2 separate regions of the Homo sapiens genome follow, and region 2 is linked to region 1. A link is an interaction called in ENCODE POLR2A ChIA-PET data of the cell type or tissue named here. Cell type or tissue: Panc1. All regions are shown on one strand.

What was found. ChIA-PET counts read pairs that join two places held together with the same protein. Peaks named below come from ENCODE experiments on the same cell type or tissue, not always from the same donor. Only the 100,000 strongest peaks of a DNase experiment are listed, where the experiment ranks them.
Region 2: POLR2A ChIA-PET joins it to region 1 with 12 read pairs; 4 of 35 experiments call an interaction of 5 or more read pairs at or near these places.

The regions. Positions count from the first base shown.
Region 1 is chr16:29,608,781-29,616,780 of GRCh38, reverse strand. It overlaps the pseudogene SMG1P2 and the pseudogene SLC7A5P1. Among named protein-coding and RNA genes, the nearest start is that of MIR3680-2, 14 kb to the right of the region's middle. RefSeq lists enhancers at 1,326-2,010, 2,011-2,696 and silencers at 2,836-3,125, 3,166-3,245. In Panc1, no CTCF peak of the experiment used is centred here; DNase peaks (open chromatin) are centred at 3,040 and 5,318; H3K4me3 peaks cover 2,768 bases; H3K27ac peaks cover 1,191 bases.
Region 2 is chr16:29,735,945-29,743,944 of GRCh38, reverse strand. C16orf54 (chromosome 16 open reading frame 54) reads left to right here. Exons shown (of 2, transcript NM_175900.4): 2 at 1-1,482. Among named protein-coding and RNA genes, the nearest start is that of C16orf54, 6.0 kb to the left of the region's middle. RefSeq lists enhancers at 5,084-5,133, 5,424-5,523. In Panc1, no CTCF peak of the experiment used is centred here; no DNase peak of the experiment used is centred here.

The sequences.
Region 1 (8,000 bases):
GTGGCTTTTCTGTCTCTCTTTCGTGATGTTGTCTCTCTCTCTTGGCAAGCTCATTCTTTTGGTGGAAAGAGAGCTACCACTCGTGCCAGGATGGTTTCCATTAATTCATGTAACATTTATTGAGTGCCAATTACATGGCAGGCTCTATTCTAGACTCTGGGGACAGAGCCTAGACTGTTTCAGGTCTGAAGAGCCTTTGCCTCGGAGCTCACGTTCTGACGGAAGGAGGTAGACCACGATGCATCAACACAGAAAGTCTGGGGTGGTAAGTCACAGGGAGAGGACATGGCTGGGTGGGGAGGTCTCTTCTACAGGGGCCATTTGGGCAGAGACCAAAGGAGGAGTGAACCACATGGCTACCCGAGGGCAGAGAATTCCAGGCAGAGGCTGGAGGCAGGAGCGCCCTTCTGGTGTTCAAGGTGCAGCCCGAGGGTGAGGCAGCCAAGTGCAGGGGTGAGGAGAGAGGCATGGGAGGCAAGGGTGGGTACTGGGGCCCGATAGGCTGGGTGGAGACTTTGGAGCTGCTGCTGGGTTCTGAGCAAAGGGCATTTTCGAGTGGAAAGGCTCAGTTTGGCTGTGCTGCCAAAGAGTTTTCCAAAGTGGTCGTTCCTGTCCTTGCCAGCAGGTCATTGTGTGCTTTCTGGAGGGTGTGCCCAGGTGTCTCCTGTGGATTTAATTTGCACTTCCCTAATGATTAATGATGTGGAGCACTTTGTGCAGATTCATTGGCCATCTGCATATCCTCTTTCACCAGACACCTACTTGAGCCATTTGCCCATTTTTCTCTTGGGCTGTCTGTGGTTTTCTTAGTGATTTTTAGGAGTTCTTTATATATTCCAATTATAAGGCCTTTGTCCATTTTACAAATCTCTTCTCCCACTCTGGGGCTGCCTTTCACCCTCTTTTTTTTTGTTATTTTTTGTTTTGTTTTGTTTTTGAGATGGAGTCTTGCTTTGTCACCCAGGCTGGAGTGCAGTGGTGTGATCTCAGCTCACTGCAGCCTCAACCTTCCCCAGCTCAGGTGATCCTTCTACCTCAGCCTCCCCAGCAGCTGGGACTACAGGTGCACCACCACCACGCTGGGCTAGTTTTTGTATTTTTTGTAGAGACGGGGTCTCCCTATGTTGCCCAGGCTGGTCTTGAACTCCTGGGCTCAAGAGATTTTCCCACCTTGGTCTCCCAAAGGGCTGGCATTACAGGCGTGAGCCACCGCGCCCAGCCTCCAAGTCATCTTTCACACGCAGAGCACGCCTGAGAGCAGCAACAAGACTAACGTTGGGGCCAAAGCTAAGAAGTGGGGCGGAGCCTCCCTGGTGGCCGGTCGTCAGCCCAGTGCCTGAAATGCATGCAAAGTCTATTTTTATTTTGCGTAGTTGAACCTAAGCAAAAAATCTGGCCCTACAATCTCTAACCTTGCTCCTAACTGGCACCTACCCTATTGCACAAGAAGCTATCTAGGGGAGGACTCAGTGAGCACTCGGTGAGTTTGCCCAGCCATGGTGGTACTGTCTCCTTCCCTCTGCAGGCACAGCGGGAAGAATAGGGCGGATGGAGGGCTCTCTGCACCTTCCACAGCCAGCAGCGTGGACGGCAGATTACAAGTTAGTATCTGTGTGACCTCCGCACTCCCCTGCCGGTGGCTGCCTGGGCTGCTGAGATTTCGCTTGGTTTTATCACTGCAGAGGAATGCCCGCCATACCGGGGGGCGAGCAAGGTCCAGAATGACAAGCCGTGGCATTCCTCAGCCGCCTCCTCCCCGGGGTGGGGCCTGGACATTCCTGGCTGCAGCTAGAGGTCCCAGCATGACAGGGATTCTGACCCCCCCTCCACCACGGCTATTGTTCAGGATTCTGTGGATTCCAGAGGCATCTGCCCAGCAGACTGTCTTGCTGTGAACACCCAGCTCTGCAACCGGTGTTTGCGTGTTTGCCCTGGGAGGCTGAACGCTCACCCAGAACAAAGGCCTCCCCACATGCCTGCTGTGAGCTTCCAAGGACTCGTTAGGACACACGCCAAGGAACCCCGGGTGGGGGTGATACCGAGGAGCTTCCTCCCTGACCCACACACACCCTTTGAAGAGGTCTTTGGCTGCTCACCAGTCTGGTCAATCTCGGGGCAGTATTTATATTCCTTCCCGTTTCCAGGCCTAGGAGCCTTGGCATCCTGCTCTCGCCTCTAACTGAAATTACCTCTCAACCCTTTTTAGCTAAGATGCCTCTCGCATTCCCCAGGAATAACAAGCTTTAAAGCCCCTTCACACTGAAGCCTGCCTTTGAATTCCCCAGCTAGATTTGGGGGTGGGGGTCTTATGGCTCCCGGTGAACCCCCGGTTCTGTTGATTAAATTGAGCTCAGGCAGATTGCTGGCTTCCCAAAGCCTGTGTTATTACTGCTTCTCAAAGCTACGGGCACCGGATCGCCATCTTTGGCAAGATTCTTTTGGGATACAATGGGAATTACTGGGTGGCCTCGGTTCGGTTCTTCCCTCGTCTCAGTTCGCGGCTCACCAGCCACATTGATGCAGCCCCCAGGCTGGAAGGAGGCTGCAGGAGCTTCCCCTCAGGTCATCCTCTCATCCCTCCCCCGTGCCCCAGGAGCTGGTTGTGGGGGCGGTTCCATCCCCTAGGCCCATCCGGGACAGGAGCCTAGGTTCCCTTCGGGGGGTACCCCAAACCCCATCCTTGGCCTCAGGCCAGCCCTGGTGCACTGCCCGCTCCCAGGCTTGACGAGAGGCTGCGGGCCAGTGGGTGAAGGGGCTCGCCCTGACTGCCAGGCCCCGCCCAGGCGCACCCGGGAGGACGGGGTGGGATGACGCGGGCGCCGGGGGGGTAGGTCGCGAGGCCGGGGTCTCCATGGCGCAGGAGGACGGGGGCCTTCGAGGACCACGCGGGCCTGGGAATCGCCTGCCAGGCTAGGCCGGAGGACGCACGTGCTCCGAGCTGGGTCGAGGGGGCGGGGCTGAGAGCCGCGGCCGGGCCACGGGGCGGGGAGGAGCCGCGGACGGTGGGCGGGGCCAGCGGGCCGGGGCCTAAAAGGCGGCGCGGGCGGGGTTCTTGACGCAGCTGCGGGCGGCGAGCGGCGCGCACAATCCTCGCTCGGCTGCGGCTCTCGGGTGTCCCAGGCCCGGCCGGTAAGCAGAGCATGGCGGGTGCGGGCCCGAAGCGGCGGGCGCTAGCGGCCCCGGTGGCCGAGGAGAAGGAAGAGGCGCGGGAGAAGATGCTGGCCTCCAAGCGCGCGGACGGCGCGGCGCCGGCAGGCGAGGGCGAGGGCGTGACCCTGCAGCGGAACATCACGCTACTCAACGGCGTGGCCATCATCGTGGGCGCCATCATCGGCTCGGGCATCTTCGTGACGCCCACGGGCGTGCTTAAGGAGGCAGGCTCGCCGGGGCTGGCGCTGGTGATGTGGGCCGCGTGCGGCGTCTTCTCCATCGTGGGCGCGCTCTGCTACGCGGAGCTGGGCACCACCATCTCCAAATCGGGCGGCGACTACGCCTACATGCTGGACGTCTACGGCTCGCTGCCCGCCTTCCTCAAGCTCTGGATCGAGCTGCTCGTCATCCGGCCTTCATCGCAGTACATCGTGGCCCTGGTCTTCGCCACCTACCTGCTCAAGCCGCTCTTCCCCAGCTGCCCGGTGCCCGAGGAGGCAGCCAAGCTCATGGCCTGCCACTGCGTGCGTGAGTACGGGGCGCGGGCCGGGGGTTGGGAGGTCGTGGTCCCTGGGTCCCTGCATCCTTGCATCACTACGCCCCTGGCTCCCACATCTCTACATTTTTGCGTTCCTGGACCGTCCCGGCAGTTCTAGGCTAAGGTCATTGGTCCCAGAAACCACGTGCGTTTCTTTCATTCATTCGTTTACACTTCTCCCCACGGGCTGGGAATATCTTCAGTGACGGGACAGCAGGGTCCCTGCCCTGCCCTTCGGTGGGCATTTCATTCCCCCACTTAAGCGGTTCAGGCAAGTGCCAGCCTCCCGTTGGCCCCGCTGAGCAATACTCCCAGCCTCTTGCGTGGCACCCACGTGGAGTAACTGAGCAACCGGTTTATTGTTAAAGCTCCGATTGCTGACTGGTTGTTGAAAAGGAAATTGCAGTTGAAAAGAAAATTATTCATTTCTGCTCTCCACACCAGCTCGTCAGGAATCAGTGACACGGGCTGACTCATAAGAAAACAGTAGTAATAAAATCGTGTGCGGGTAGTGACTGGTGCTGGTTTAGGCTAAGGGATCCCCCCTGAGGGTTGCCCAGTAGTGAGAGAGCGGAGCTTGGCTGCAGATTCAGTCTGTGTTGCAGTGAATGGACGTGCGGGTCCCAGGTTACTCTGGGAAACAGCCATGGGGCTCCTGTTTTGGTGGGCATGGTGCTGGTGTGTTCTTCACCAGGCCAGAGAGAACTGCTTTTCAAAATAGTTTTCTTTTCTTTTCTTTTTTTTTTTTTTTTGAGATGGAGTCTTGCTCTGTCGCCCTGGCTGGAGTGCAGTGGCGCGATCTCGGCTCACTGCAAGCCCCGCCTCCCGGGTTCACGCCATTCTCCTGCCTCAGCCTTCCGAGTAGCTGGGGCTACAGGCGCCCGCCACTACGCCCGGCTAATTTTTTTTATATTTTTAGTAGAGATGGGGTTTCACCGTGTTAGCCAGGATGGTCTCGATCTCCTGACCTTGTGATCCGCCCGGCTCGGCCTCCCAAAGTGCTGGGATTACAGGCGTGAGCCGCCGTGCCCGGCCTCAAAATAGTTTTCTTGTGGGATTTCAGGGGGAAAATCACTTGTACCAGATACCACATGATTTGGTTGGGTGGCGTGGGAAGGCGGGTCTTGGCAATTCTCAGGTTCATCCCATGGCAAGGATCGGCCTGGATCTCAGTAGTGTGTGTACATATTCAAGGTGGGAAGGGCTAATTTACAGTTGGGGTCTTGAGCCATGAAATCAGGGGAGTGGCTTCTGACTGGCAGGACCTGTTGGCGCTGTTTTCTGCCACACCGTACTTTGGGGAGAAGGGGGAGGGGGAGGCATTTCTTCATAAATGTGAGAATGCCCCGAGGGCAAGACTCAGCAGGGCTCTGTGTGGTTTCTCTGAGGCTCTGAGCGGAGCAGCCGCACCACCATGCAGGTCAAAGCCGGGAAAAATCGTAGTAGGACAGGAGTGGGGAGAGCCTGTGGCTTCCAGCTGGGCGTTGGACATGTGAATGTAAGGGATGACTCTGATTTCTTTTTTTTGTCATTAGAATTTCACTGGTTCAGTCTCCCTCCCGCCTAGGTACATGTCCGCCTGGTATGTAACGACATGGATAATAGCTTATGCAGCCTGCACTCTTACCTTTAAAAAATGGATCCCTGTTGGCTGGGTGTGATGGCCCACGCCTATAATCCCAGCACTATGGGAGGCCAAGATGGGCAGATCTACCGAGGTCAGGAGTCCGAGACCAGCCTGACCAACATGGTGAAACCCCATCTCTACTAAAAATACAAAAATTAGCTGAGCATAGTGGCTCACGCCTGTAATCCCAGCTACTTATGAGTCTGAGGCATGCTCCGGGACGTGGAGGTTGCAGTGAGTTGAGATCCTGCCACTGCACTCCAGCCTGGGTGACAGAGCAAGCCTGTCTCAAAGAAAAAAAAAAAAAAAAAAAAAGCAGCCCCTGGGTGCTGAGTGTCTGACTTCCTGTTGGTGCCAGGAGTGAGTTGTGGGAAATGCTTCATTGGCCACCAGGAAGGAGACATAGGATGGGGCGCTGCCTAGTTTTCTCTTTCTAATAAAAATCACATCAGTCATACATGAATTCATCATCATTTAAAAATTCAAACCAGCCAGGCACTGTGGCTCATGCCTGTAATCCCAGCACTTTGGGAGGCCGAGGCAGGCGGATCACCTGAAGTCAGGAGTTCGAGACCAGCCTGGCCAACATGGTGAAACCCCATCTCTACTAAAAATACAAAAAATTAGCCAGGTGTGGTGGCAGATACCTGTAATCCCAGCTACTCGGGAGGCTGAGGCAGGAGAATCACTAGAACCCAGGAGGTGGAGGTTGCAGTGAGCTGAGATCGCACCACTGCACTCCAGCTTGGGCAACAAGGCGAAACTCTGTCTCAAAAAAAAAAGCAAAAATCAGCTGGGCGTGACGGCGCACACCTGTAGTCCCAGCTACTCGGAGGCTGAGGCAGGAGAACTGCTTGAACTCGGGAGCCAAGATGGTGCCACTAAGCTCCTGCCTGGGTGACACATTTCTCCTCCTTTACCACCCCCCAGCCCCAGAGTTTCTGTGGCTGACAGTGTACGCTTCCAGAGCTGCTTCTGTTACAAATATATCGCTGGCCTATTTATTTAAAAGATCATAATGTACAACTTGTTCTCCACCTTTTTTTTAAGCCTAAAATGGTTTTGCCATGTTCCCAGGCGGTACGCAGAGGCTGCCCTCTTTAGCTGCTAAGAAGACTTCCCTGTGTCGGCAGGAACAAGTGTGCTCACCGCCCCCACCCCCTGACCCCCCGTAGACCCCTGTGGAGGGCATTTGGGGTTTCCCAGCTTTGTGCAAATGGGAAAAGGTTATGTGGTTTTTTGTTTTTTGTTTTTGTTTTTGTTTTGAGACAGAGTCTGTCTCTGTCGCCCAGGCTCGTTGCTCACTGCAACCTCTGCTTCCTGGTTTTAAGCAATTCTCCTGCCTGTGCAGGATTACGGGCATGTGCCTCAGCCTCCCAATTTGCTAGGATTACAGGCATGAGCCATCGCACCCGGCGGGGTGTGGATTCTAATGTAATAGCTAATGTGCCTTCCAAAGAGGCTGTACCAAGTCACACGTTCCTGGATTTATTTTGTGGTAATAGGGCTTTAAAAAGTATTTTTATTTATTTATTTTTATTTTATTTTATGTTTGAGATGGAGTTTTGCTCTTACCCAGGCTGGAGTACAATGGCGTGATCTCGGCTCACTACAACCTCCACCTCCCGGGTTCAAGCGACTCTCCTGCCTCAGCCTCCCGAGTAGCTGGGACTACAGGTGCCCACCATGCCCAGCTAATTTTTTGTATTTTTAGCAGAGACAGGGCTTCACCATGTTGGCCAGGCTTGTCTTGAACTCCTGACCTCAGGTGATCCACCCGCCTCTGCCTCCCAAAGTGCTGGGATTACAGGCTTGAGCCACCGCACCCGGCCTAAAATAGCTTTCCAGCAGTCCTTTTGGTCCCAGTAGGTAAAGCCTCAAGGCAGGCTGTAGAGTGCCAACCCTCTCTGACCCAGAGGTGAGGGTTAATGTTAATAGGATCCCTTTCAGCGAAAGTTAGGGCCACACTTCTCATGTCCCTAAGCCATTTGTACTTGTTTTTTTTCTCTGACCCACCTGTGTATGTGGTGAGTATGTGTGTATGTGTTGCTTTTTTTTTTTTTTTTTTTGGAAAGTGATTTTCAGTAACAGAAAGGGATGTGCTCTCTGCAAGGGTGAACCTATTCTTGCCCCTGTGTGTAAGGCAAGAAGGAGAAGTTGTGTTCTCTGAACAGGCAGACCCTGCTGAGAGACGGAGGTGTGTTGGGGTTCAATCATTCTGGTGGGAAAGATATTAGAGATAGTTATAGAAATAGACACAAATCTTGGAAGGCCGAGAAGTTGGCATAACTTTGGTAATTAGCTCTGGCTGAAGGCGGCCTGATCCCTTTACCTTTAGTTAAACAAATAAACATAGAAATAAAAGAAAGGCAGAGTAGTTTACCTAGCTAGCTTGTTTACTCATATAATCTTAAGACCCTGGGTGCTTAAATGCTTTTTACTCGGGAAGTCCACAATGTCTGTTACACTCTAATGGTGTTGACTCAAGCTTTTGTTAATTAATCATACTGAATAAATGCGCGTCTGACTAGCTGATCAGGGCCAAGTAGCAACTGTTTACAGGACTCAGCAGGGAGCCTATAAGCGGCTGGGACCCTCAGCTGGACTGGCAGAGCAGAATATCTGTGTGTCTGTACTTTATTCATCTGTCACGGGGTCACGGGTCTGTAAGGGACAGACTCCCTG
Region 2 (8,000 bases), 130 kb before region 1:
TTTCAGTGTTTACCGAAGCCACCAATACCAAAGAGAACGGGTCCTGCGGTGCTGAACAGCCTCGGTGTGGCGATGACAGCTGGCAGGAGATGACAGGAATCCAGTTTCCCAGAGCCACAAATCCTGTTCTCCTTGGCCACTCACCCACTGTGAGGTCCTCTAGGAAAATACACAAAGAGAGGACCAGACCAGGCAGAGGAACATTTTGTTTCATATGAACTGTGGCTTTGACCCCCAAACTGCAAGGAGGAACTTGCTGGGCCAAGCTGCAGCGGCGCTGTCTTGCTGGAGTGGGGACCTAGAGTCAGAGAAAACCCACAGGCTCCTCTGCCCATTCTCCTCCATCTGCACACGTCTCAGCCTCGGACCCTCACCACTCCATGGTGAGGAAGGCCATGGCCAGGGGAAACTGAGTTTCATCCAATGTGGAGAGGAGCGTTGTCCTAGAGCAGGGCAACTCCCAAACTGTGACCTCTGATCATCGTCCCTTCCAGCTTGCTGGAGTGTCCAGAGAGACAGATTTGCCACAAGCTAGGCTTACTTATAATGCTCCACCCTACAGAAATGGGACCCCAAGTACCCAATCTTCCCTTTAGGAGAGGCAGGCAGGTGGGTGAGCAGCAGATGTAGTTTCCATTTCCCTGGGGGTTTAATTTTCCAAACTTTGTCTTTTTTTTTTTTTTTTTTTTTTTTTTGAGACAGAATCTCAACTCTGTCACCCAGACTGGAGTGCAGTGGCACAATCTCAACTCACTACAGCCTCGAACTCCTAGGCTCAAGCGATCCTCCCACCTCAACCTCTAGAATAGCTGGGACTGCAGGTGCATACCACCACGCCCAGCTAATTTTTGTATTTTTTTTGTAGAGACACGGTCTCACCATACTGCCTGGGCAGGTTTCCAACTCCTGGGCTCAAGTGATCCAGCAGCCTTAGCCTCCCAAAATGCTGGGATTACAGGTATGAGCACTGCACCCGGCCACTTTTTTTTGTTTTTGAAACAGGGTCTCACTCTGTTGCCCAGGCTGGACTACAGTGGCACAATCTCAGCTCACTGCGGCCTTGAACTCCTGGGCTTAAGTGATCCTCCCACCTCAGTCTCCCTAGTAGGTGGAACTACAGGCATGTACCACCACACCTGGCTATTTTTTTTTTTTAGAGACAGGGTCTTGCTATGTTGCCCAGGCTGGTCTTTAATTCCTGGGCTCGAGAGAGCCACTCATCCCCATCTCTCAGAGTGTTGGGATTACAGCCATGAGCCACCATGCCCGGCCAAACTTCAGCCTTGAATATTAGTGATTTTGCCATATTAGTTTACCATCTGTACAATTATTTGCTTTATATTTTTCTTTAAATTGGCTCATTATTCACTTAATGAAATTATTGCAACAGGAATCTTTTGTATCACTTCTGTAAATGGAAAACCAGTCTCATTTGCCATCAATAGAAGGTAAAACATGAAAATAAATACAATGTAAACAAAATTGTTAAGATCTAAATTCTGTTCCCTGCTGGAAGCATTGACCTAAAACTCTGCTCTTTGTTTTTGTTGTTGTTTTTGAGACGGAGTCTCGCTCTGTTGCCCAGGCTGCAGTGTGATGGCGCGATCTCCGCTCACTGCAACCTCCGCCTCTGGGTTTAAGCGATTCTCCTGCCTCAGCTTCCCAAGTAGCTGGGATTACAGGCGCCTGCCACCATGCCTGGCTAATTTTTGTATTTTTAGTAGAGACAGGGTTTTACCATGCTGGCCAGGCTGGTCTCGAACTCCTGACCTCATGATCTGCCCGCTTCAGCCTCCCAAAGTGCTGGGATTACAGGTGTGAGCCACCGCGCCCGGCACTGCTCTTTGTTAACAAGAAAAGGGAATGTTGATCTGCAAGTCAGAAAGTGTTAGATACTCTAGCACCACAATGAGACCTTCTGGAAGTGCCAAGGCAGACAGACAGCCCCGCACAGGGGGCGGGATGCTGTGTTGTTTAATGCTGTCCACGAAGTTCACCCACAGCCAGGAAACACTCACTTCTCCCTGCACAGTGGGCTAAGGAGCACTTGGAGCCTCTCATCCAATCCCTTGACCTCCCCTCTGATTTTTGGGATGTTGGAAGTTGACAGAGCAGCCAGAAACCCCAGGCAGAGGGACCGAGAGCCTAGTCCAGTCTCTTCTCCCAGGTGTAGTCACTGGCCAGCATCCTAAGCACTGTTTCTGAGCTGGGCACTGGGAGGGGAGGAATAAGACCTGGGCCCTGCCCTCAAGGAGCTCACAGTCTCTCTAGCGGCAGAGTAGGGAACAAAGGTAGGGGTGAGCTAAGATATGGACACAAAACTGACACCAGGGAGAGACCAGGGCCCTGTCCCATCTCTATCACTCATGAGCTGGGTAATGACATTCCTTATCATCACCATCAGTTGACAGCACTGGGTTGTGGGGACTCTGCCCACGAGGAGTGAACAGACCTGAGAGAAACAGAAGATACAGGCAGGTGTTCAGAGGTCAGATGCTTCCATGCCATGGGTTCAGGAAAGGCACTGCAGTGTGGAAGAAATGCAGGGACAAGGCCCCAGTTCATGATCTGCCTCCATCACCTTATTCACTTAGAGACTTCAGAAAACAGAGTTTTGTATTATGGGGCCTCATGTGCTTTTTTCATGTACAAAAAGACAGCTGAAAGTTGAACAAGATGTTCTATTGGGACTTTTCTAGCTGTGACATTTGAGAATGAGTGAAGGGGGCCAGCCCCTCCACACCTGTGGGTATTTCTTGTCAGGTGGGGCAAGAGACTGAGAAAAGAAATAAGATGCAGAGACAAAGTATAGAGAGAGAACAGTGGGCCTAGGGGACCAGCGCTCAGCATACGGAGGACCTGTGCGGGCACTGGTCTCTGAGTTCCCTTAGTATTTATTGATCACTATCTCTACTATCTCAGTGAGGCGGATATGGCAGGACTATAGGGTAATGGTAGGGAGAGGGTCAGCAGGAAAACGTGAGCAAAGGTCTCTGTGTCATAAATAAGTTTAAGGAAACGTGCTGTGCCTCGATGTGCACGTAGGTCAGATTTATGTTTGACTTTACACAAACATCTCAGAGCAGTAAAGAGCAGTATTGCCGCCAGCATGTCTCACCTCCAGCCATAAGGTAGTTTTCTCCTATCTCAGTAAATAGAATGTATGATCGGGCCTTACACCGAGACATTCCGTTCCCAGGGACGAGCAGGACACAGATGCCTTCCTCTTATCTCAACGGCAAAGAGGCCTTCCTCTTTCACTAATCCTCCTCAGCACAGACCCTTTACGGTGTTGGGCTGGGGGACAGTCAGGTCTTCCCCTTCCCACAAGGCCATATCTCAGGCTGTCTCAGTGGGGAGAAACCTTGGACAATACCCAGGCTTTCTTGGGCAGAGGTCCCTGCAGCCTTCCGCAGTGCATTCTGTCCCTAGATACTCGATAATGGAGAATGGCAATGACTTTTACCAGGCATATTGCCTGCAAACACATTTTTAACAAGGTGCATCCTGCACAGCCCTAAATCCATTAAACCTTGAGTCAACACAGCACATGTTTCTGCGAGCACAGGGTTGGGACTAGGGTTACAGATTAACAGCATCTCAAGGCAGAATTTTTCTTAGTACAGAACAAAATGGAGTTTCTTATGTCTTCTTCTTTCTACAGAGACACAGTAACAGTCAGATCTCTCTTTCTTTCCCCCACAGTGAGTAAAATGAAAGACGGTTGGATGGATGGATGGATGGATGGATGGATAAATAAATGAATGGATGGAAGACTAGATGGATGGATGAATGGATGGATGGATGGATGAATAAATGGATGGATGGATAGATGGACAGACGGACAGATGGATGGATGAATAGATGGATGGATGGATGGATGGATGGGAGAATGGATAGGTGAAGAGAATGGATGTGTGGATGAGTGGATGTATAGATAAATGGATGCATTGATACATGGATTTCTGCATGCGATCTTCCTGAGGCAGAGTCTAACTTGCTATCTGCAGAGTCATCTTTATATTTCCAGACCCAGAACATGGTCTAAAACACTATAGGAGCCTAATGAATGGGGAATGAATAAGTTCATAGATTAACAGACACATTCATTTTACTGTTTCTTCTTTTTACTTTAAACCTCTCCTGCTCACTTTTTTTTTTAGACGCATTCATTGACCGGAATCCCACTCATTTTTAACACCATCTTATTTCTTTCTCATATTGATGTCTTCTTTTATATCTTTAGAAATTTAAACCACACTTGCTGTATGGTTCTTTGCCAAATAATGCTATTCTCTGGAGTTCTGGAGTTGGAGCTAATCCTGCTATATGCTGTGTCTGCTTACTGTCATTCATGAAGATTGTTTCCTCTTATGTTTTGTAATTTTGAGCTGTGAATTCAGCTTCAGCAGGGTGTTATCAGTGGGAATGCACATGCCCACCAAGGTTCAAAGAGGTTTCACATCTGCTTCTGCCAAGAGCTCTTCATGGGTGTTACCAACCCTGGACTACATTGTTATTATTATTATTATTATTATTTATTATTATTATTATTTTGAGACAGAGTCTTGCTCTGTTGCACAGGCTGGAGTGCAGTGGTGCGATCTCAGCTCACTGCAACCTCCACCTCCCAGGGTCAAGCAACCTCCACCTCCCGAGGTCTCCTGCCTCAGCCTCCCGAGTATCTAGGATTACAGGCTCCTGCCAACATGCCCGGCTAATTTTTGTATTTTTAGTAGATACGTAGTTTCACCATGTTGGCCAGGCTGGTCTTGAAATCCTAACCTCAGGTGATCCTCCCACCTCAGCCTCCCAAAGTGCTGGGATTATAGGCACGAGCTACCACACCTGGCCTGGACTATATTATTTGTTGACATTTGGGCTTCCCAGACCATGCAGATGATGTAAACTTGAACCCCAAGTCCAAGTGAGGCCAAGCCTTTGGTTATGAATTCTCAAAAGAGACCATTTATTGTCACCAAATCTCAGAGTGAAACAGACAAGGTCCTTTTATGCTCCCTGAACTGGAGGCAGATTTTTTTCCTAGTTTACTCTTTCACCAAGGATGTCACCCCTTAAGGGTACAAGCTTTCTATTAGTGTTTATGTTTTCAGTTCCCCAGACAAGGCCTTATCTCCAATCTCTAGGTAGGTGTAAAGCCCTAGGCCCTTCAATGCCAAGATCACAGCCACCCAGCAAGTTGCACAGCTCTAGTGTTCAGTTTCCTCTTCGTGCCTCCTGGGGATTTCCCTTTCTTTTTTGCAACTAAGCTGCATGTTTTAAAGGATGTTTGTTTGGTTTTATGCAGCGCTTCTAGATGCATAGTGGTGAGGACATGCTTGTCAGGTTATTCCATTCACACTATCACCCAAAAGGCTATTTCCCCATATAAATAAGTTGACATCTCTCCCACCTTAAAACAACCAGCCAACCAACAACTCTTTTTTTTTTTTTTTCTTTTTTCTGAGATAGGGTCTCACTCTGTCACCCAGGCTGGAGTGCAGTGGTGCAGTCACGGCTCACTGCAGCCTCAATCTCCTGGGCTCAAGCCATCTTTCTGCCTTGGCCTCCCAAGTACCTGGGGTTACAGGCACATGCCACCAGATCTAACTAGTATTTTGACTTTTGTAGGCATAGGGTCTCACCATGTTGCCCAGGCTGGTCTCAAACTCCTAGCCTTAAGTGATCCTCCCTCCTCAGCCTCCCAAAGTGCAGGGATTACAGGGGTGAGTCATGTCCAGCTCCAACAACTCATTCTCTACCCCTCACACACAGCACGACTTCTCACCTCCTTCACAGCCAAACGTCTGGGAAGAGCCGTCTGTCCTAGCAGTCTACACTTTCTCATCTTCCCCTCCCTCTGCAACTGGTTGCAGGCTTCCATGGGCTTCCAGCACTCTACAGAAACGACTGCCATCAAAATCATGACCTGCTGTTTTAATCAAAGGACACTTTCAAGCCTCCTGCAGACAGCACTGGACACTTCTGGAAATGTTCTCTCCCCATGGCTCTGTGGCTTTACACACACCTGCTTTCCCTCCCCGCTACCCAGCCGTGCTCTCTGACTCTCTTTGCTGGCGGCATGCCTTCTCAAAGGTCAGTCCTGGGCTGCTTTTCCCCTCCCTCTGCACTCCTTCTGGGAAATTTCACCTAGGCCCAAGGCTCCAATTGCTATCTCTTTTTTTTTGAGACGGAGTTTCACTCTTGTTGCCCAAGCTGGAGTACAATGGCATGATCTCAGTTCACTGCAACCTCCGCCTCCTGGGCTCAAGCAATTCTCCTGCCTCAGCCTCCCAAGTCTCTGGGATTACAAGCGCACACTACCATGTCCAGCTATTTTATTTTTTTTTTTTGAGACGGAGTCTCGCTTTTGTCGCCCAAGCTGGAGTGCAATGGCATGATCTCAGCTCACTGCAATCTCCGCCTCCCAGGTTTGAGCGATTCTCCTGCCTCTGCCTCCCAAGTAGCTGAGATTACAGGCATCCACCACCATGCCCGGCTAATTTTTATATTTTTAGTACAGACGGGGTTTCACCATGTTGGCCAGACTGGTCTTCAACTCCGGACCTCAGGTGATCCGTCCACCTCATCCTCCCTAAGTGCTGGGATTCCAGGCATGAGCCACCGCGCCCAGCCTAATTTTGTATTTTTTTTTACTAGAGATGGGGTTGCACCATGTTGGTCAGGCTGGTCTTGAACTCCTGAGTTCAAGTGATCCACCCGCCTCAGCCTCCCAAAGTGCTGGGATACAGGCGTGAGCCAACTGCGCCTGGCCCCAATTACTATCTCATACCCTGATGTTCCCCATGTCTCCATCTCCAGCGGTGGCAGATGTGGTCCTCCTAGATCTATTCTCGCATTATTTTAAAGGAATAGCACTACCTCTGATATGGTTTGGCTGTATCCCCACGTGTCGTAGGAGGCAATTGAATCATGAGGGTGGTTACCTCCATGCTGTTCTGGTGATAAAGTTGTCACAAGATCTGATGGCTTTATAAGGGACTTTTGCTCCTTTGGCTCAGCACTTTTCCTTGCTGCCGCCACATGAAGAAGGATGTTTTTGCTTCCCCTTCTGCCATGACTGTATAAGTTTCCTGATGCCTCCCCAGCCATACTTAATTGTGAGTCAATTAAACCTCTTTCCTTTATAAATTACCCAGTCTCGGGTATGTCTTTATTAATAGCATGAGAATGGACTAATACAACCTCTTCTTTTTTTCTTTCTTTTTTGAAACAGAGTCTTGCTCTGTTGCCAAGACGAGTGCAGTGGTGCAATCACAGCTCACTGCAGCCTTGACCTCCTCACTTTCAGGTAATCCTCCTGTGTCAGCCTTCCAAGTAGCTGGGACTACAGACATGTGCCATGACACCTGGCTATTTTTTGTATTTCTTGTAGAGATGGGGTCCCACTATGTTGGCCAGGCTGGTGTTGAGCTCCTGGGCTCAAGTGATCCACCTGCCTCAGCCTCCCAAAGTGCTGGGATTCCAGCCGTGTGCCATGCACGTTGCCAGCACCATTATTTTTAACTGGGCTTGTGGCCACCCAGAGGAAAAGCTGCATTTCCCAGACCCCCTTGTGGCTAAGGGCATCCATGCAACTGGTTCTGGCTCCTCTTCCCCACTCCTCTTTCTCTCTCCTGCTATTTAGAATCCAGACATGATGGTGAGATATCATGGACAACGGCAGCATGCCAGGGTTGGCTGAGCCAGGAGATGGAAGGAGCTTGAATCCCTGCAGCCAGCACAGGACACCTGAACTGCCTGCCTCAGTGTAATTACACGACAGAGAACTAACACTTTCTTTTGTATAAATCACTGTCGTCCTGGGTCTCTGTAACATGAACCCAAACCTATGTCTTAACCTATGTCTCTCTCCTGACTTCAAACCCTATCTCTCTAACAGCCACTTCAATATCCCCCTGTGAAGACCTCAAAATTATTTTAGGATGCATGACCACCCCCACCAAGCCTAATACTCTTCTTTCTCCTAGGCTCCTTTC